Regions from separate parts of the Mus musculus genome. Here region 1 is linked to region 2. A link is a loop called in an ENCODE intact Hi-C map of the cell type or tissue named here. Cell type or tissue: heart. All regions are shown on one strand. Each heading gives the region's core, and the rest is flanking DNA. Links, peaks and the distances in the headings are about the cores only. Region 1 overlaps Spg11 (SPG11, spatacsin vesicle trafficking associated). Region 2 has its middle 9.7 kb from the start of Gm34325.

Region 1 (11,064 bases), core at 1,315-9,314, 490 kb after region 2:
GTTGTTAGCACAGCTCCAGTTCCTTGTCCTGGTGAGAAGCAGCTTTTAAAATTGTGTGTGTGTGTGTGTGTGTGTGTGTGTGTTTGTGTGTGTGTGTGTTTGTGTACACGCGCGTGTGCTTGTGTATGTTTGGGATGTATGATGTAAATGGTTTGTTCTTGTGTGTGTATAATGTGCTTTGCATTTGGTGTGTATGGTGTATGTGTGTACATGGTTTGTGTATGTGTCTGTGTGTGATGGTATATGTGATTTGTGTGTCTGTGTGGTGTGTGTAATGTATGGTGTAAATGGTTTGAGTCTGTGTGATGTCAGGGTGTGTGTACATCAAGTTACCTATGGAAGTCAGAGGACAGCTTTTTTAAAAAGATTTTATTGTATTTTTATGTCTGGTGAGGGGGGCTGTGGGAATCCAGGAGAGAAAGTCAGGGCCTCTGGGGTGGAGTTAGAGGTAGTTGAGGGCTGCCTGGTGTGGGTGCTGGGAACCACACTTGGGTCTTCGACAAGATTAGTAAGCATTGTTGGGTGCTTAGCCATCGTCTCTCTGGCCTACAGGAAAGTGTGTGTGTGCTGAATCGCTCCACCGTGTGAGTCTGGGAGAGCAAACCAAGTTGTCAGGCTTGGTACCAAGTATCTTTACCCACTGAGCCATGTCCCCAGCCAGTGCGAGAAGTAATGCTTATATCTTATATAATTTTGATTTCTTTATTTTCTAGGATCCAGCAAGTAGGCAAGGAGGCCTATACCTTAGGGCTCTCTTCCTTCACCAACCCTTCGGTAGGGGCTGCCTGTGTCTGCTTCTTAGAATTGCTTGGCCTCAGCAGCCTCAAGCTCAGAGTTGACCTGAAAATGGCAAATGTAATTTTGGGCTCCAAGCGTAGAGATGAAGATGCTCGTTCCAGCTTCATCAGAGAGTCTCTGGGTACAGCACCTTTGCACCCTGCCACGTGTTGTCCATGGGAAATGAGGGACAGGTCAAATGTTGTCCACGGGAAATGAGGGACAGGTCAAAAGTCCTGAAGTGGAAATGAAAGTTTATGTTATTAATCTCACTTTCTTAGAAGTCATTTTAATTGGGTTTGAATGACCCTGAGCCTCATTAATTTAACAAAAATACCCAGGTCTGACTTTTTCTATTGAACACACACACACACACACACACACACACACACACACACACACACACACCTACCACATACACATATACTCCATACACATACAGTGTATGTCACACATATATACTACTACACGCACCCCATATACACATCACACATTACATGTCACACATACACACTGCATGGTCCCATATATAGATTACACACAGTCTATTACAGTTGGTCCTGGAGGTGCTGAGGCAGGATAATCACTAAGAACTCAAGGCCAGCATGAGTTACCCAGGGGCTTTACAGCCCATGCTCCCTCTTGATGGCTTTGATCTTACGCGGCTTTTCCTTCGGTTCTTGGTTATTTAGAGATATGGTCCCAACGTGTTCTGTCCTGCGTAGGCTGACCCTGACCTGAGCCTGCGCAGTCCATCTCGCTCAGCTGGAGCTACAGAGCTATGCAGCTGTGGCCACCGAGGTCTTGTTGCCTGTTTCTTACAGCTGAGAAGCTGTCTAAGCTTGCTGACGGTGACAGAGCAGCCACAGAAGAGCTGCTTGTTCTCTTGGAGGAAGGCGTGTGGGACAGCATTGAGCAGCAGGGCTTTAGCAGGTTTGTGAGTTGCAACCCCAGCCTCTTTAGTAAGCCTGGCTGTGCCAACCTGTGTTGGACTGCTCTTCCTTCAAATAGCTTGCTGCACTTTCATCAGCTCCCCACCCCCAACCCGTGGCCTTACTCAGCCAGCATAGGGCAGACAGAAAGTAGCTACCCATGGGACTCCCTCTCTTCAGATGAGAGGGAAATCTGTTCTGCTTTGTAGGCAAGAGACGTGGTGGGTTTTTAAGATCATTTTTATTTTATGTATACGAGTGTTTTGTCTGAAGGTATATCTATGTACCACAGAAGTGCAGTGTCCTTAGAGGCCAGATCCCTTGAACTAAAGTTACAAAAGGTTGTGAGCTGTGTGGGTGCTCGGAACTGCATGTGGGTGCTAGGGACTGAACATGGGTTCTCTGCAGGAACAGCGAGTGCTCTTAACGACTAAGTGTCTCTCCAGCCCAAGAGAGGTGGAAGGGTGGTTTTGTTTTCGAGACAGGGTCTCCCTGTGTAGCCCTGGCTGTCCTGAAACTCGCTCTGTAGACCAGGCTGGCCTCAAACTCAGATCTACCTGCCCCTGCCTCCTGAGTGCTGAAATTCAAAGACCTGTGCCATCACATTTGGCTAGTTTTTTTTTAAGTAGTGCAATAATTATTTGATATATATTTAAAAGCATATGTTCATTATTTTTACATATTTTATGAAATTTTTATTATATTTATTTTTACCACATGGAGATCAAACCAACAGCCTCATACACGCTAAGCATGTGCTCTACTGCCGGGTGACCCTGCCTGCCCTTGGTGAAAGGGTTTTTGGTTTTTTTGTTGTTTTGGGGTTTTGTTGTTGTTGTTGTTGATGATGATGTTTTGGTTTTTCAAGACAGGGTTTCTCTGTGTAGCCCTGGCTGTCCTGGAACTCACTCTGTAGACCAGGCTGGCCTCGAACTCAGAAAGATCTTGTCTCTGCTTGAGTGCTGGGATTGAAAGTATGTGCTACCGCTGGGCAGGCTGGGCAAGCTGGCTGACGCTCTCTCCCTCCCCTCCCCTCCCTTCCCCTTCCCTCCCCTCCATCCCTCCTTCCTTCCTTCCTTTCTTTGAGAGTATGTTTTGGTTAATTTATTTAATTTGTACTAATTTCCAAATTTTAAACTAGATCTATATTATATAAAGGGTATGTGTGTGCAAGCACACACACGTGTGCACATATGTGTCCAGGTGCCCATAGAAGCCAAAGATGTTAATCCCCTGGAATTAGAATTACAGGGTGGTGTGAGCTGCCTAATTTGGGTTACCTGGAGGAGCAGTAAACTCTCTTAGCCACTGAGTCATCTCTCTGCCCCCCTAAAGCTATACTTTATTTACTTATTTATTTCCATTTTTTGAGACAGTCTCACTATGGAGCCCTGCTGGCCTGGAACTCCTAGATATCCCCTGCCTCTGCCTATCCCTGAGAGCTCTATTTTAATGACTTTTTTTTTTCCCTCTGCTGTCCATCCCCAATTTTATTATAGGTTGTCCAGTGAGTCCAGCAGCCAGTGGGCATTAGTGCTTCAGTTCTGCATGCTCCATGACAGGAAGCTGAGCGTGTCCTACCTTAGAGAATGTGCCAAAGCCAATGACTGGCTGCAGTTCCTGGTCCACAGCCAGCTGCATAACTACCACCCAGCAGAGGTAAACCACACTCCCTGGCACTGTGTTCTCCAGGACTGTCTGCTCGAGACCCACATTGGCTGAGTCTATAACCTGGTGTCAGGCAAGGGCCAAATCATTGGACAGATGTGGACAAGTTTCTAGGATTCTAGGTTTAACATAGACATTCACTCAAATTCCCTTAAAAGCAACCAACTGTGTGCTCGGGTCTGCAGTCTCAGTACTATGGAAACTTGGGAGGCAGGATTGCAAGTTCTAGCCCAGCCACCCTGGGCCAGATAGCTGGATGTTGTAACAAACATCACATGGTCTTCTCTCCCACAGCTCAGCATTATAAAGAATCATCCTGAGCCCTGTTTTTATTGTTGTTGTTTTTTGTTTTTTTGAAATAGGGTTTCTCTGTATAGCCCTGGCTGTAATGTGAGTTGCCTTTAACATAGAGATCCATCTGCCTCTGCCTTCCAAGTGCTGGGACTAAAGTGCCACTACCACCTGGCTTTTTGTAAAAACTCACTCTGTGAAAAAGAACACTGAGTGTGTTTTAATCGTCTCTCTAGGTGGAATCTCTTCTTCAGTATTTCAGTCCTGTCCTTCAGAGCCACTTGAAGCTGGCTTCTGAGAAACTGTCATCAGGGTCCATCTCTAGGGATGACAGCTGCCTCCAGGAACTCCAGAAAAACAAAGGAGAAACGAGTAATTTCTTTGAAATTCTCCACCGGTGCTCAGATGAGTCCACCTCTTGGAGCTGGCTCCTGGCTGAGGCAGTGAGACATCGGGCTCCCATCCTCAGTGTCCTGGCCTCGTGTGTGCAGGTGAGCTGGCCACAGTGGGTGCTAAAACTCTACCTGCTTGGTGGCTTTGTCAGGACAGTGGCAGGCTAGGGGTGGATGCTGGCCATAAACTAAGACCCGGTCTCATATGGCTTGGTAGTTAGGAGCACACACTGCTCTCACAGAGGACCTGACTGACTTCCCTGCACCCATATTTGGTGGCTCATAGCCACTTTTAACGCAGACTTCTGTGGTTTCAAGGCTTCTGGGCTTCATGAACACCAGCACTCACACTTAACACTCAGATACTCACACACACAATTAGAAATCAAGGAAGTCTTTCAAAATGTCAGAACTACAAAACAGAACAAAACACAGACCAGCAAAGCCCCTTGACACCAAATTTGACCACGAGTTTGAATCCTGAGACTCACGAGGTGAAAGGAAATAGCTGACAGCCATAGGTCCATGACAGGTGTGTACATGCACACATGAGGAAGTAATGAGCTGGGGCTGGAGAGCTAGCTCAGGAGTTAGGGGTGCTTGTTGCTCTTGCAGAGAACTGGAGTTCAGTGCTCAGAGCTGCCTGTTATTCTGGCTCTAGGGAATCCGTTGTCCTCTTCAGGCCTCTGTGAGCATTAACACACATGGGCTCATGTACGCAGAGACAAAACAGAGAACAAGAAGGAAGAAGGAAGAAGGGAAAGGAAGGAAGCAAGCAGTAAGGTGGGAGGGGCCTGAAGTAGCTACAGGGGACAATTGTGAGGCTCTTACACCTGCTTCCAAGGTCAGACCTCAGGCTGTCTGTCCATTAAGCTGTCTCCTGGCACCAGTGAAGCCTACGGTGGGGACTCAGTTTCTGGCTGCCCTCAGGAAGGTGCTCTGCTAGGCAGGCACCCTCCTCCTCTTCCTTAGCACCTTGTTGGGGAAGGTTTTCTCACAAGCTGATTCCAGCTAGTTAGTGGAGTTTTGTCCATCTGTGTGATCGAGGCCCAGTTCCTTCATTTTGAAACATTCTTATCCAATGGTAGGGTGCCAGTGTTGTCTCCTGTCTCTGTGTTTGGATTGTCACCTCCGTGGAGGACAAGGTTGCAGCTGAAGCAATGGGACACATTCAGATCTCTGTAGAGGACCATCACTGGAGCCTGAAGGACCTGTCCATCATCTGGAGAACTGTATTGACAAGACGCAAGAGCCACACTCTCATCCGAGGTTTCCAGCTCTTTATTAAGGTATTGTTATACACATACACACATATGCACTCACACTCATGAGTGCACACACACACTTCAGACATTCCAGAACCTCAGGGTGTCAACATAGCATTCCTTGGCTTTTTCTTATTATCAGACCTGGATTTTTTTTTTTAAAGTCAACAAGAAATATTAATGGTAGCTGGGCGTGGTGGCGCACGCCTTTAATCCCAGCACTTGGGAGGCAGAGGCAGGCGGATTTCTGAGTTCGAGGCCAGCCTGGTCTACAAAGTGAGTTCCAGGACAGCCAGGGCTATACAGAGAAACCCTGTCTCAAAAAACCAAAAAAGAATTACACAAGAAATATTAATGGTAATAGAACTTGTGTGTGTGTGTGTGTGTGTGTGTGTGTGTGTGTGTGTGTGTGTGTGTGTGTGTGTGTGTGTGTTTAGTTTAGTATTGGGTATCCAGCCCTAGGACCTTTGAGATATACTGTATTTATTTAGCAGAGTACTTTATATGTATTGGTTTAGTAAGTTCTCACAATACTTTATAAAAATATTTTGTGTGTTAGGAAGTGGCATTACCTTTCTTTTACAGACTGATAACTAATACATAACTCAAACCGCACATACTCAAGTAGGCACGCTTACAATTCAGATTCATCACTTCTAATCCTAAATTCCTCTTTTCTGGCCTGACAACCCCACCAAAAATAGGCTAGTTGATACCACAGAGACCAACCAGTAGGAGGGTAAGTGGCTGGTGCTCTTTTGCCTCCGGGAATGTTTGTTGGGGCCATAGCGCCGCCTAGTGGATGGTTAATTTTTTCCCCCAAAAGGAAATAACATGGGAAACTTAATTTGATTCTTCCATTATTAATATCTTTGATGATCTGGATTTTCTAATTTTAACTCTTCTTCAAAGGATTCCCCACTTCTATTGATTATGGAGATGTATGAACTGTGTATGTTCTTCAAGAATTACGAGAAAGCCAAAGTTAAACTTTTGGAGTTCCAGAAAAGCCTTGAAACAGTAGGTGGAATTGGAGTGTCCTCCTCTCAGGTCTAAAGTTGGTTGGCAGGTCTTCATGCTGGTGGGTGGTATGGGGAAGCAGTAGACAACTGGTTGTGCCATGTGATTGACAATGAGTCACTGTCATTTCAGAGAAGCCAGACAGGTGGCGTTGTGACTTGTAGTTACCGTAAACAGAAGTGTCACGTCATGTGCTACTGTTATCTGTGTCCTGGTGGAGTAGCCAAACTTAGTGGGGCTGAGATCAGTGGTCCCTGCTGTGGACACCAAGAAGAGAGGGATGGTTCTTTGTCAAATGCAGGCTGGCTCTTGACACCCTCTTCTGGTGCATCTGAAGACAGCTACAGTGTACTTAGACATAATAATAAAGAAATCTTTTTAAAAAATCTTCTGGGCTCAAATACAAGCCCAGACCCCTTCTAGGGAGCTGCCAAGTGAAGCATGGTTGGTTAGGAATAGCACAGGGGGACTGATTTGATAGTAGGAGGCATTTAAGCCTGGGACTTCGGTGGTTCCTAGAGTTTGGCACTCTGGACTGTCACACACATAGCCCCCTCACCAGCACTTCCTGCAGAGTGGCAGAGCTGCCTTTGTCCCCATCACTGCTTCCTGCCATCTGTCGGGTGCACAGACCCTCCTTTTGTGATAGGCCCATGAGAGTAGTAAGAAGCCTTGGGAATGTTCGGGGCTTTCTTGATCCCAGATTTGGGGGTTCTGCTTTTTCTTTCCTTTTTTAGATTTATTTATTTTATATCTGTGAGTACGCTGTCACTCTCTTCAGACACCATAAGAGGGCATCAGATTCCGTTAAAGATGGTTGTGAGCCACCATGTGGTTGCTGAGAATTGAACTCAGGACCTTTGGAAGAGCAGTCAGTGCCTTTAACCACTGAGCCACCTCTCCGGCCTCATGGGGTTCTGCCTGTTCATTCCCACAAACTCTTCTGAGCCTCTGTTGTCTTTCCTAGCTTGACACAGTGGCCGCAAGGGTCCTTCCTATCATACCTGCCTCGTGGATGAAAGACCAGGTTTGTTTCCTTTTGAAACTTATGCCGCAGCAGTGTGAGACGCAGTATGAGCTGGGGAAACTCCTCCAACTGTTTGTTGGCACTGAGCAGCTCTTCTCTGACGGTAAGACAGTTTTATTCTGAAGCTGCTGCCAAGTTGTTAGCTCTTGTATGTTGGAATTATTTTTGGAAGGCGGTCAGAATATTAGATATATTGGATAGATAGCAGCACACTGACGTCCATCCATAACTGAGCATGAAGAGGTCATCTGTAACAGCAGCATCTACTGTAGTGCAACCAGTCCTTCTAAGCAGCTGATACATGCTCGCTCTTGCAAGTGTGCTTGCTCTCTCTCTCTCTCTTCCTCTCTCTCTCTCCCTCCCTCCCTCCCTCCCTTCTTCCCTCCCTCCGTCTCCTCTCTCTCCCTCTCCCTCCCTCCTTCTTTCCCTCCCTCTCCCTCTCTCTCTCTCTCTCTCTCTCACACACACACACACAGAGAGGTGGGGGGGGGGAATGAGCAAGCTAACCTGAGTCATTGTCTCCAAGGTTAGCGGATTACTATGATATTGAAGAGCACCAATCTGAGACACTTGACAGCATGGTGGTTCACACCTATAGGCCCAGTGCCCAGAAAGCTGAGGTAGGAAGATTGTCATGAGATCAAGGCCAGTCTGGACTTCACAGTAAGATCCTGTCTAATAAAAGCCACATGTGTATAGTAGAGGCTGATTTCATGTGCTAATCTTATCGCTACCAGTTCTTAGAGCAAGGTGGGCAAGTTCAGCCAGACTTTGACTAAGGATATTGCAAGGTATACACACATACTCCCTCACACACATACCACATACACTCATATATATATATATATATATATATATATATATATATATATACACACTGAAAGTGCTAAATGCCATATATACATGTGCTACAGACCCTCTGGGCCCCTGGTCTGTGTGGAATGGGATCTCTTAAGCAGATGAGCAAAGAGTCGGATGGAGTGACAGACAGACAAACACGCAAGAGTGGTGTTGGATCTGAATGTAATTTTCCAGTCGAGCCTCAGACTTTTTATAATACAGAGTAAATTGCAAATCATAACAGAATAAGGCACATTGAATTTTTCCAGGTGCAAAAGGAGTGACTTCAAAAGGAACCAGATAAATGTTTAACACTAGAGATTAGCACAGATGCAAGGGGAGTGACTTCAAAGGGAATTTGTAGGGACCAGATAAATGTTTACACTAGAGAATAGCACCTTCTGCCAGGCAAGAGTTTTACACTTAGTGTTAATAGCACCAGGGTTGTTAACTCTTGACACGCCTCAAGAATAATGTAGTGACCCCAAAATTCTCTAGGCCTTGTTAAATTATCTTGTCTGAAGGATCCTCATTTATCAGTATAGTATATTAATTTGCTCTTGGCATGGAATGTAGTCTGTAATATGAATTTCTATCTCAGTGAGAATTCCAGACTCTTTCTGCAGACAACTGAATTAATGGCTAGTGCTTAATTGTTTTATGGTAGTGCTTAATTAGTTACTGAATAGGTTAAACTCCTTGCTGCTATCTGGAATCTAAGAACACTGGGAAAAGGCTTTAGCTATGTTAGAATACAATCTTAAAAGGCATTTACTATAAGGTAATTCTTAATAGAGTGCACGTGAATCTATACATTAGACTAACGTGGTGGAAATTTGAATATTATGGGTTAGGGAAAGAAATGCCATAACTCTGGGAGGAAAATTTCCATGGAACTCTTATCCTCGTGAACAGCTTCCAGGCTTTTCGCCTGTCAAACTGACCCAAACTAGAGAGCTGACTTTCACCAGACATCCAGGAGGAGAGTCCTAGAAATTCATTTCTCATGAGCAGCTTTTTGGCATTTCTGCCTCACAAGCTGACTCCACCGGAGTGCCCTTGGCATACATGCGAATATATTCATACATACACAGGTATATTTATATACATACTCATGTATACATATATGTGTGTCCTAATGGCACTTAGCATTTTGAGTATGTAAGGACTTGCCCTTAGTGGCTTCTGCAGTCAGTCAGAAGAGAAGGCTTGTTTTTACAGGATACATGGCATGCACCTGTAATCTTAGCACTTGGAAGGTAGAAACAGAAGAGTCAGAATTCAGGGGTTTCCTTAGCTATATAATGAGTGCAAGACCAGCCCAGACTCTGTGCTACCCTGTCTCAAAAGAATAAACAAACAACAAAGAAGAAAGGAAGGAAGGAAGGAAGGAAGGAAGGAAGGAAGGAAGGAAGGAAGGAAGGAAGGAAGGAAGGAAGGAAAAAGAAAGGCCCCCGTTTCCCCTTTAGGCACCCTGCTGTCCCCTGCCACTCTGTCACCTCAGCAGCACTGCCGTGTAACCGCGCCCTCTCTCCTGCACAGGGCCAGACGTGCAGAAGCTGTGTCTCCTCAGCCAAGTGCTGAAGGACACACCTATCGCCATTAGCCCTGCAGTCATTTCCAGCTACAGCACTGAGAACTTTCAGCGGGAATGTAGATCTATTTTGGAGAAGCTAAAAGCAGATGGGCAGTTTGCTGTGGCTAGGAGAGTGGCCGAGTTAGCAGCCCTGCCTGTGGACAGCTTGCTGATTGAACAGGTATATCTTAAGTTACTCAAACTCCCAACAGAACCAGTGGGATGCAGTCCATAGGCAATGCAGCCCTTTCCCAGACTGCTTCAGAAGTGAGTACACTTTTGATATAGTAACTGACGTATGTTTTGATGTAAGCATGGCCTATAGAACAGTGGTTCTCAACCATGGGTCATGACCCTGTTGGGGGGGTCTCAGACCAGATATTTACATTGTGGTTCATAACAGTAGCAAAGTTACAATTATGAAGTAGCAATGAAAATAATTTTGTGGTTAGTGGGGTGGCGTCACAACATGAGGAACTGTATAAAGGGCCACAGATTAGGAAGGTTGAGAACCACTGCTGTGAGGTGCACTCCAGCTGTTTGCTTTTGAAGAGGATAACTATACGGTGGCTTTCCCTTGGCTCTCAGATGGACTGAGAACCGTTTTCATACTAACTTTCCACATAATTGCATCCAGCGCCCTCTGCAGCCCAGGCTGGTCTGCACTCACTAGATTTGCTTGCAGCCAGCGTGTCCTTAGGAAGTGTTAATGTCTGTGATGATGCTTCTTGACCCAGGCAAGGCTGATGTCTGCTTTGTTCAATTTCAGTTAACTCAGGAAATGCAAACACTAACACACACTCCGCAGTGGTCCCTGAAACAAGAAAGACTTGGCTTCTGGAAAAAATGCCATGAAATTTTTAAGAAAAACTCTATTTCAAAGAGAGCAGCCTCTTCCTTCTTCTCTAGCCAAGCCCCCGAGGTGAGTGAGCACCCTGCTGAACAGGGCAGCCTTGAGGAGCGCCATCTGCTGCTCACTCTGGCTGGCCACTGGCTTGCCCAAGAAGAGCCGGTTCCCGTGGAGGAACTGGAGGGGCTGGAGAAACAGATTTGGATCTGCCGCGTCGCCCAGCACACATGTGGAGGGGCTGAAGAGGAAGCCAAGCCCAGCCTCTCTCAACACAAGTTGGCTGCTGCTGAACTTTCTTTTGATAGCTTAGCCAGTGAGCTGTCCTTCTCCAAGCTCGCTGCTTTGAACACATCCAAATACTTAGGCCTTAATGATCTTCCATCCAAGACGACGTGTGAGAACAGACTGAAACACAAAGAGCAGGAG
Region 2 (11,064 bases), core at 1,966-9,965:
GGGAATACAAATTGGAAAAGATGAAGCCAAAATATCACTTTTTGCAGATGATATGATAGTATATATAAGTGACCCTTAAAATTCCAACAGAGAACTCCTAAACCAGATAAACAGCTTCGGTGAAGTAGCTGGATATAAAATTAACTCAAACAAGTCAATGGCCTTTCTCTACACAAAGAATAAACAGGCTGAGAAATAAATTAGGGAAACAACAGCCTTCTCAATAGTCACAAATAATATAAAATATCTTGGCGTGACTCTAACTAAGGAAGTGAAAGATCTGTATGATAAAAACTTCAAGGCTCTGAAGAAAGAAATTAAAGAAGATCTCAGAAGATGGAAAGATCTCCCATGCTCATGGATTGGCAGGATCAACATTGTAAAAATGGCTATCTTGCCAAAAGCAATCTACAGATTCAATGCAATCCCCATCAAAATTCCAATTCAATTCTTCAACAAATTTGAAAGAGCAATCTACAAATTCTTCTGGAATAACAAAAAACCTAGGATAGCAAAAATTCTTCTCAAGGATAAAAGAACCTCTGGTGTAATCACGATGCCTGACCCAAAGCTTTACTACAGAGCAATTGTGATTAAAAAAAAAAAAAAAACTGCATGGTACTGGTATAGTGACAGACAAGTAGACCAATGGAATAGAATTGAAAACCCAGAAATGAACCCACACACCTATGGTCACTTGATCTTCGACAAGGGAGCAAAACCATCCAGTGGAAGAAAGACAGCATTTTCAACAAATGGTGCTGGCACAACTGGTTGTTATTACGTAGAAGAATGTGAATCGATCCATTCCTATCTCCTTGTACTAAGGTCAAATCTAAGTGGATCAAGGAACTTCACATAAAACCAGAGACACTGAAACTTATAGAGGAGAAAGTGGGGGAAAAGCCTTGAAGATATGGGCACAGGGGAAAAATTCCTGAATAGAACAGCAATAGCTTGCGCTGTAAGGTCGAGAATTGACAAATGGGACCTCGTGAAACTGCAAAGCTTCTGCAAGGCAAAAGACACTGTCAATAAGACAAAAAGGCCACCAACAGATTGGGAAAAGATCTTTACCTATCTTAAATCAGATAGGGGACTAATATCATATATATATATAAAGAACTCAAGAAGGTGGACTCCAGAAAATCAAATAACCCCATTAAAAATGGGGCTCAGAACTGAACAAAGAATTCTCACCTGAGGAATACAGAATGTCAGAGAAGCTCCTGAAAAAATGTTCAACATCCTTAATCATCAGGGAAATGCAAATGAAAACAACCCTGAGATTCCACCTCACACCAGTCAGAATGGCTAAGATCAAAAATTCAGGTGACAGCAGATGCTGGCGAGGATGTGGAGAAAGAGGAACACTCCTCCACTGTTGGTGGGATTTCAAGCTTGTACAACCACTCTGGAAATCAGTCTGGCGGTTCCTTAGAAAATTGACATAGTACTACCGGAGGATCCAGCAATACCTCTCCTGGGCATATATCCAGAAGATGTCCCAACCGGTAAGAAGGACACATGCTCCAGTATGTTCATAGCAGCCTTATTTATAATAGCCAGAAGCTGGAAAGAACCCAGATGTCCCTCGAAAGAGGAATGGATACAGAAAATGTGGTACATTTACACAATGGAGTACTACTCAGCTATTAAAAAGAATGAATTTATGAAATTCTTAGGCAAATGGATGGACCTGGAGGGCATCATCCTGAGTGAGGTAACACATTCACAAAGGAACTCACACAATATGTACCCACTGATAAGTGGATATTAGCCCAGAAACTTAGGATGCCCAAGATATAAGATACAATTTGTTAAACGCATGAAAGTCAAGAAGAATGAAGACCAAAGTGTGGACACTGCCTCTTCTTAGAATTGGGAACAAAACACCCATGGAAGGAGTTACAGAGACAAAGTTTGGAGCTGTGACGAAAGGATGGACCATCTAGAGACTGCCATATCCAGGGATCCACCCCATAATCAGCTTCCAAATGCTGACACCATTGCATACACTAGCAAGATTTTGCTGAAAGGAATCAGATATAGCTGTGTCTTGTGAGACTATGCCGTGGCCTAGCAAACACAGAAGTGGATGCTCACAGTCAGCTATTGGATGGATCACAGGGCTCCCAATGGAGGAGCTAGAGAAAGTACCCAAGGAGCTAAAGGGATCTGCAACCCCATAGGTGGAACAACATTATGAATTAACCAGTACCCCAGAGCTCTTGACTCTAGCTGCATATGTATCAAAAGAAGGCCTAGTCGGCCATCACTGGAAAGAGAGGCCTATTGGACACACAAACTTTTTATGCCCCATTACAAGGGAACGACAGGGCCAAAAAAAAAAAATTGGAATGGGTGGGTAGGGAAGTGGGGGGGGTATGGGGTACTTTTGGGATAGCATTGGAAATGTAATTGAGGAAAATACATAATAAAAAAAATTACCAAAATAAGTCGAGCAGTGGTGACACACACCTTTAATTTCAGAACTTGGGAGGCAGAGGCAGGTGGATTTCTGAGTTCAAGGCCAGCCTGGTCTACAAAGTGAGTTCCAGCACAGTCAGGGCTATACAGAGAAACTCTATCTCGAAAACAAACAAACAAACAAACAAACATTACCAAAATAGCCTACTGAATAACAAAGCTACATTTTCTAAACTTCCCTGTCTTGGTAGTCTCTTGTCTTGGTAGTCTCTCAGAGGCAGGGGGAAGATGAGGTATTTTGAAATCTAGTTTAAGAGAGATCTTAATCAGGATTGGGGAGGGGTGATGGTTTAAGGACGTGGTTACAGAGAGCAAGGGTCTGGAGACCAGCGGCTCCATCTTGTCGGTAAGTGAACAACCTGACTAACTGAACAGGTTGGTGTTCAATCTAATGGAGTTGTTTTAGGTTGAAATACTTAATTCCAGAATAAAGAATTGTTTCCACTGCCTGTTGGGAAATTTCTCTGTTCTGGTATCTTAGTGGTGAAATGGGAAAAGAAAGCATTGCAACTCTAAACTGTAACCTGTGGGGACAGCAGCTTCAAAGTGGAGAGGTCTCCTTGCCTCTCTTCCTTCTGCTTTTGAAGGTGTGGGGAGGATGTTGCAGTTAGTTGGTTGGTCTTGTTCATTTCTTTGGTTTGTTTAAGGGGTGGCTATAGACTGAACCCAGAAGATTGAACACAGAGCACGCACTCTGCCATTGGCCTATGCCCAGAACCTGCTTTCTTTTTAATTTTCATTTTATGTATTTTTAATTTCTGCTATGGTATCTTTGCATTTTTACAGCATCCTTTTAAATGGTATTTTTCCCCCCTCAAAGCTTCCTTTCTAGGGAGGGGAGCCTGCTATATCTTCTTTTACTATCAACAGTAGATCTTAAGGTCTTTAAATGATGTTTTCTTGCCAATTGTATGCATTTCTTTTCTCTGGAGGTATTCTTTGAGTGTCTGAGGTGATCTTTAAATCATATGTTTAAGAGCAAAGACTATCATACCATATCAGCTAAGGAAGACAAAAAAGCTCTTACAGTCTGCTGTATAACACAGCACAATAAAAATGTATTGGCTCCTGGTATATAAAAGAGATCAACGGTCTTATCCCCCTGTGAATCATGTAGACAACAATAGTGAGCAACCTTCAGGCAAGATGTGGCATGGCTGTTATGGTAGTAACCAATCACTTTCTGATTCGGTTTGAGACCTGCTCCGCAGATAAGAACTCGTGTCTGATTAGATAAATTGGTGAAGATACCGTGGCTAATGGAGCCCATAGACCCTAAGAGGAACCTACGACCATTGTTTTGCTCAGTGCTCAGTTATGCTGTCAAAAAGCTCAGTTATGGTGTCAAAAATACTCACGTGTATACATATATATTAGTGTCTCACCCAGTCTTCATCAGTGATTTTTTTTACTGCGGATGGCAGTTAATGCAGAAATAGCTGGCCCAAGTGTCTACAGTAAATGACGATGGAGTTCTTAGCCCTAAATGAAAAAGCATGCCAGAGCCATTACATGCCTGACTCATTGCGGCTGTGGTTATCTGCGAAAGATCAGAGCCCTCAACATTTCATCAAGGATGGGGGAGGAGCCATGAAGCCCCTCCCATCCCCTATATTCTGATTAGTGGTTCACAGTTCTGGGGGGAGGGGTGTCAACATTCTGTGGTGTCACCACTGTTAAGTTGCTTGTTAAGTTCTATTAGGTAACCTCCTGCCCATACTCAGGCAATAATAAACTAACCGAACTTACTGGGTCACACACAGAAAGACACAAAATCAAGATGGAGACTTTCTAAGAAGAAAGGGTCCAGTGAAAAAGAGAGGCAGACGGACAGACAGACAAACAGACAGACGGATGAAAGAAAGGATAGCTGGTGGTAATAACTAAAATTCATCATGTTCACATATGAAACTGTCTCACCATAAAAGGTTTTGAACTTTGTGTGGACATTTCACCTTGAGTGATCTTAACACAATAAAATAAAACTGTGGAAAAACTCTGAGACCCACAACAGGGATGGTACAGGATAGGAGGGAGGCTGAGGCCGCCTAAGTCTGAAGAGTTCCTTAAACTTGGAGGCTTCTCCAGTTCAGGCTAATGAGTTTTCCAGTGGGGAATGTCTGAAGAGGTGAGTCTGGCTGCCTGCGGGGCAGTGGGTGTGGGGGAAAGAGGAAGTGGGAGATAACCCGTGTGCTGCCATGTGGGAAACTATGGACCCAGCCCTTGGGGGTGGACAAGGGGGCAGCCCTAGGTACCAGGTTCTCAGCCTCCAGCATCCCATGCTGGATATCACGGAATAGCCAAGAACAAATTGAGTACCTGGGGGCGGCTCGGTCAGCTCCTGGGCAGAAAGGAGGAGAGAACAGGGGGAGAGGGCAGCACTGGATGGTTCTCACACTGGCAAGAGTCCTTGGTCCAGTTCCTGGCTGGAGCACAGGAAGGCCTTCCAGCGGGAGGTTAGATGGGGCTCCTTAGGGGAAAGCCTATCCCATCGTTCAAGCATGACGGGCCTTGATGAGCAGAGACAGTCTATGGTTTTAGAGCTTTATTGTAGAAAGGCAGGGGGAAGGAGAAAAGGTAGAAAAAGAGAGGCTGGCCATGGCTAAACACTGGTCCTGGCTGCCTTGAGGATGAGGAGATTCTCATGCAGACCAAGTGATGCTATGTAACCTTGCCCTTCCCCCAAGTTATCACTTATTGGTGAATAAAGATGCCTACAGTCTATAACTGGACAGAAGACGGGCAGGGTTTGGTTCCTGGGCTTGGAGTCCAATGCAGGAGACCGCAAGAGAGTGGAGAGAAGATGGAGTAGGTGAGTCATGAAAACATGGCCATGAGGGCTACCCAATTGAAGTTAATAATTGGAACATGGCAAATTAAATAACTTGGGGTTATTGAGAGGAGAGTAGATGCTAATAGCTAAGAGGGTAGATATCTGCCCTCTAGTTCTAGCTCTAGTGCTTTAAAGGCTTATCATAAGTAAAAAAGGTTTTGTGTCTTTTATCTGGGAACTAATGGGTAGAAACTCTCAATTAATATTAAATATTTACCACAACAAATTGGAGAAAGGAGAGAAGACATCTATGTTTCATATTGACTTTCACAGAATTTTCACTGTGAATACAGCAACCCTGCCCACCACTGTGACTTGTATTTTTATCTCAGACACTTTTATCCATTCAGAGGTTTCTAGTGCCCCATCACTTGCGCTTCCCTCACTGATGGTTTACTGGTTACCATTCTGTTGGGAACTAAAAAGGGGGCCCTGGGGAAGTGGGGGAAGGGAGAAAGACCCACGCCCCTCCAGAGTTCCACCTATTCTCTGGTCAGTCAGGCATGGGAGGACTGCCATACATCTTCTGCTCATTCCTGGGTGGGCATCCTCTAGCCCATTCTTCGGGGGGTGGCTAAGGGACAGCCCTACCTGGGATTCCCAGAGCTACCTTGCTAAAGTCCCAAAGTTATAGGAGAGAGGTATGAGGGAAGAGGTTCCCAACATCTGCGAGTGTGCGCACAGTGGATCTTGATGAGAAGAGACTCTCTATGGTTTTAGAGCTTTATTATAGAAATTCAGGGGAAAAAAGAGAAGGGAGGGGGCTAGAGAGGAAGAGAGAGGGGGGAGCAGAGGAGAGGAGAGGAGAGGAGAGGAGAGGAGAGGAGAGGAGAGGAGAGGAGAGGAGAGGAGAGGAGAGGAGAGGAGAGGAGAAGACAAAGAGAGAGGAAAGAGGAGAGAGGAGTGAGAGAAGTGAGAGGTAAGAAAACAAAGGGGTGAGAGACAAGTAAGAGAGCAAGGTGGGGCTGAGCAGCCCTTTTTATGGTCTTCACTGTTGCTAGGTAACTGGGGAGGAGTTTAGCCTGAAGGTCAGAAGCTTGAGCCATTGCCTACGTGACTTCTAGCCATACTTCTCTTGTGTGTTTGGGGGTTGGGGGGAGGCAACTTAGGCAGGGGCCAGAGTTCCAGGAGCATAAGGGAACGCCTACTGTGTCACATAGGTGAATTATCACTATTTCCGGGGTTCAGACCTCAGCTCAACTGGAGGCCAGCCTGTCTGTGCAGAGCCCAATGCCCCACACCACTCCACTAAGTCAGATTCCACTCTTGCATCTGCTCCATGGCTTTCAGAAGGTGGTCGCTGTTTTCATTTTGCCCAGTGTCTTTGTCCTTGTGTGTTTGTACAGTTTGACATAATTGTCATTTTAGAGGGTGTGGGACAGGCAGCAGAAACAAAAAGATGTTCATTCAATCACATCTAACTAGGATACCTGCAACGTCTAGTTCTGTTATTTAAAATGCACTTTAAGCAAGGAAGGAGTAGATGAATAACTGACCATGATATTGAGGTGTTACATCCTGGGAAGTTTATGGGAAGAAAAGGAAGAGTCTGTCTAGGAGACGCTTCACTGAAGAGATAAACTCTTAACAAGTAAGCTTGAAGGCTTCTGTCCCTCCCTCCCTCTCCTCCCTTCAGTACTGGCACACTAGGGGGTGCTGCCTACCAAGAAGTCTCAGCGGCACCCCACTGAGCCTCTCCTGTTAGTTCTTTCAGAACCCAATGAGCTGCTTCCCAGAACTCCAGCCTTCAATTTCCCACTTGATAGCCCTGCAGGCAGAGCAAGGGGACAAACTTCATCAGTCAATGGTGTAGGCCAGTCCTCTATTCTGCTAGAAAACCTAGCTATCAGTAAGAGAGATGGATGCACTTCCAAATTGGTTACTTCTTTCGAAATCCTTTCTCAGCCCAAGGGACAGTAGCTGCCCTATTCCTCTGCTGTTCCTGTATTCTGTTACCCCTAATGGTTTTCTTCATTTTACCATAGTATAATTCTTTTTCAAACCATTTAAGATTTTTTTTATTATAAAACTTTCCAGGCAAATGCAAAAGGGGGGAGTCCAGGTGCCCAGCTCCCAGTTTCTCTCTGTGCATTAGTTTTATCCTGTCTACTCTTTCATGTCATATGGCTAGAGAATTTTAAATCAAACTCAGAGATCATGTCACATATGTCACCTCTAAATAATTCAATGTGCATCTCAAAAGAAATATGTGAATAAGCAGAGTGTGATGGCACTCAGCTGTACTCCAAGCACTTGGGAAGCCAATGCCGAAGGACCACTAGATCAACGTCAACTTTCACAATGAGACCTCATCTCAAAACAAGAAAAAGAGAACTATGCAAATAGGTTTTTTTGCATAATCACAATGCCATATCTTGTCCTTAATTCCTTAATGTCATTCAATATCCAAAATGCTAATTTCTTCTATTACCTAAGAAAAAACTGTAATTATCCTGTAGAGTCAAAATTAATAACAAAAAGTTACTCATTTAACTTAGTTACATCTCTTGAGATTCTTTTAAGTCTTGGAAGTTTTGTGCATCTCTCAGTCTAGTGCAGTATCACCCCCCCCCCCATTTTACTTCTGTTTGAATTGATTTATTGATAGAGTGAGAGTCCAACACCAAGACCCTCTTCTGGTATTAGAGATGTTACTTTATTCATCTGTTTTATCTTATACATGCAATATTTGCACTAGAGGTAAAAATAATTTTTTTAAAAAGTATTTTATGTGTATGAATATTTTGCCTGCATATATGTCTGTGCACCACAGCATGTCTGTGCTTACGATCCCCTAGGACTGGAGGTACAGAGAAGATTGTCTCCCCTCAGCCCTCCTTCATGTAACATGTGGGTGCTGGGAATCATACCTGAGTCCTCTGGAAAGGTAACAAGTGTTCTTAAACATTAAACCAACTCTCCAGACCCTTCTGATTATGATTCTCAAGATCTCCCTGGGTAGGGAGATGTCTCAGTGGATAGTGTTTGGTGTTCAAACATGAGGACCTAAGTTCAGATCCCTAGGACCCATGTAAAAGATGGGTGTGATTATGAGCATAAACAATCTAGTTTCTTCACTAGCCAGCCAGAATCCAGGGGAAAATGGGAACACTAGGTTCAGTGAGAGGTCCTTTCTAGAGGAAATGAGGCAGAGAGATTGAGCGGGACACCTGAGCTCCTTTTGCCTCTGCACATATCTAGGCATGCATAATTGTACATCCATGCACACACACACACACACACACACACACACACACACACACACAAATTCCTTCTAGGTAGTGCTGTACTTTCTATGCACCGATAATGGTACACATAATGTTAATTGTTTTAGTTCTTGTGGCTCTAAGATTGATCTTTGAAGCGAGATATGGTGGTGCATACATATAAAGGAAGATCTTGTGCTTCAGGCCAGCATGAGCTACACAGGAAACCTTGTTTCAAACAATCCAAAGCCAATTTATTTTTAACTAATTTCAGGCTTAAGGAAATGTTACAGAAACAACTTATCATTTCCTCATAGCTTTGTCTAATGCTAGCATCTTATATAAGTATCACCATCAAGAACAAGAGGTCAACCGCAGTATAATGCTATTATCTAGAGCACAAAACTTATTTGAATATTAGGATATTTCCACTTCCATTTGTTTTTGTTCTAGGAGTTTATACATTAAATTTAGTTTCATTTTGCTTCATCAAGAATATTTTTTTTTTAGTGGTAGGACAAAATACCAGACAGAAGCAACTTAAGGGAAGGGCCATTCATTTTTTACTATGCTTAATTCCCAAAGAATATTTTGTATGTTTTGAAACAATTTAATATTCAACATTAGGTATAGGATCCTCAGTTATGGATAGTATTCAATATTCATTAATGATATTTTTAGGATATGAAAAGATATGAATATAAAAGTTGAACAAATGTTTATGCATTATTTGATTCTCAAAATAATATTATTAATGTTTGGTATATAAAATACATTTAAATAATAAAAATTTATGAAAGGAAAAAAAAGAATATATTTTTAGTGGTAGGACAAAATACCAGACAGAAGTGACTTAGGGGAAGGGCCACTTGTTTTAACCAGTCTCAGGATGAGAAAAGTACAGCAGTGATCACAGCAGTGAGGACAGCCCTGTCCACTGCAGCGGGAGAGAAGGCAACTTGCTCATAACTTAGTGATTGGCCAGCGAGCTCAGGCTGAAACTGGAGCCAGATCTGATCCTCTCCTGGGCCATCTAGACCCCATGTCCAGAAGGTTCCACAACCTTCTGAAATATCACTACCAGCTAGAAACAAGTGTTTATTTAAAATAAGCCCACAGGAGACATTTCACACTCAAACCATAGGATCCTAACCCTGGGCCCCAACAGGCTCATTGCCATCTCATGGTGAAAATGCATTCAAATCCAATTCCAAAGTCTTTAAGGTCTTAAAGCTCCAACACTGTCTAGAAGCCCAAAGTCTTTTCTGAGATGCGAAGCAATCTCTTTACGTTGAGTACCTGTAAAGTCGGGAACGAAATTACGTAATTCCAACATAAAATGGCACAGAATAAACATTCCCATTCCCAAAGGAAAGAGTAGAGAAATAACAGATAACCGCCGACCAGAGACTGAAACCTAGTGTGGGAAACTCCAAACCCTGCATTGTCCACCATCCAGGACTCTGGTGACCTCATCTGGAGTCCAGTGGGTGTGGGTAGCCCTTGAACCTTGGTAAAGGCCTCCATAAAGGCTGTACCAACTCTTGTATCTCGCATGCCTAAAAACCCAGTACCACATGAACAGTAACATCAAGTTTTGCAGCTAGCACAGATCTACCCTGGCCTCTCTCACCACAACTATAGTGACCTGTGTAGTTGGTAGCCAAATCTAGGGACAAACTTTCCTCAGAAGCTGTTTTGAATTAGGAAACCCTTGCATGAATACTCTTTGTTTAAGCATTCTTTTTCACGTGAATCTCCATTTTCATACCCTAAAGCCTTTGGTTGGGTAGGCCTTTGCCCTCAGCAGGCCTTTCCTAGTGTCTCAATGCAGAGAGTAAGGCTTCTCCTTAACCCTGCTTATTCCTTTAACTACTGTGGCTCCTTTGTCGTGAGAACTTTGCTCACAACTTTAACTGGGCTCAAATATCTTTCTTGGCTAAATTTCTCTTTTTACATATTTCTGTTCTTTCTCACCATAAACTTGGCTAAAAGACAAGAGTAAAAAAGCCATCAGACTCAGACAGGAGTATAGATAAATCAGTGAAAGCTGTTCAGGGAATTAAAGTCAGGAAAGGTTAGCTGAGTCCAGAAAAGTTGTAAACAGTAATGCCAGCCAGTGGGGTCTCCAGGGAGAGAGTGAGGATTGAAAAGAAAAAGACAATTAGACAACATTATAACAGCCAGTTCTGAGGCTGAAGAGGGTTTATCCTTTTCCAGTCTGCTTTTATATCATTCTAGATACATACAAACAATATGGCCAGTCCTAAGTTATAAACAAAGTAGTCAAGAAACAAACAAAGCATAAACTGAGTAGTTAAGGAACAAAGCATAAACAAAGGTCCCATAATTACTGTATTCAGGGTCTTAACAAGACCCATCAAGATACAAAGAACACCACATTTTCTGTATCCATTCCTCTGTTGAGGGACACCTGGGTTGTTTCCAGCTTCTAGATATTATAAATAAGGCTGCTATGAACATAGTGGAACATGTATCCTTATTACATGCTGGAGCATCTTCTAGGTATATGCC

The links. A loop is a pair of places that touch in the nucleus more often than their neighbours do. Peaks named below come from ENCODE experiments on the same cell type or tissue, not always from the same donor. Only the 100,000 strongest peaks of a DNase experiment are listed, where the experiment ranks them.
Region 1: it touches region 2 in a loop (7-fold over the local background); 2 of 42 quality-filtered maps call a loop at or near these places.

Annotation. Positions count from the first base shown.
Region 1 is chr2:122,065,150-122,076,213 of GRCm38, reverse strand. Spg11 (SPG11, spatacsin vesicle trafficking associated) reads left to right here. Exons shown (of 40, transcript NM_145531.2): 22 at 714-919; 23 at 1,602-1,710; 24 at 3,209-3,368; 25 at 3,905-4,159; 26 at 5,149-5,349; 27 at 6,238-6,345; 28 at 7,313-7,475; 29 at 9,755-9,969; 30 at 10,558-11,064. Among named protein-coding and RNA genes, the nearest start is that of Eif3j1, 42 kb to the right of the region's middle. In heart, for the core only: a CTCF peak has its summit at 6,128 (motif pointing left); no DNase peak of the experiment used is centred there.
Region 2 is chr2:122,554,437-122,565,500 of GRCm38, reverse strand. No RefSeq gene overlaps it. Among named protein-coding and RNA genes, the nearest start is that of Gm34325, 9.7 kb to the left of the region's middle. In heart, for the core only: a CTCF peak has its summit at 6,959 (motif pointing right); a DNase peak (open chromatin) is centred at 6,990.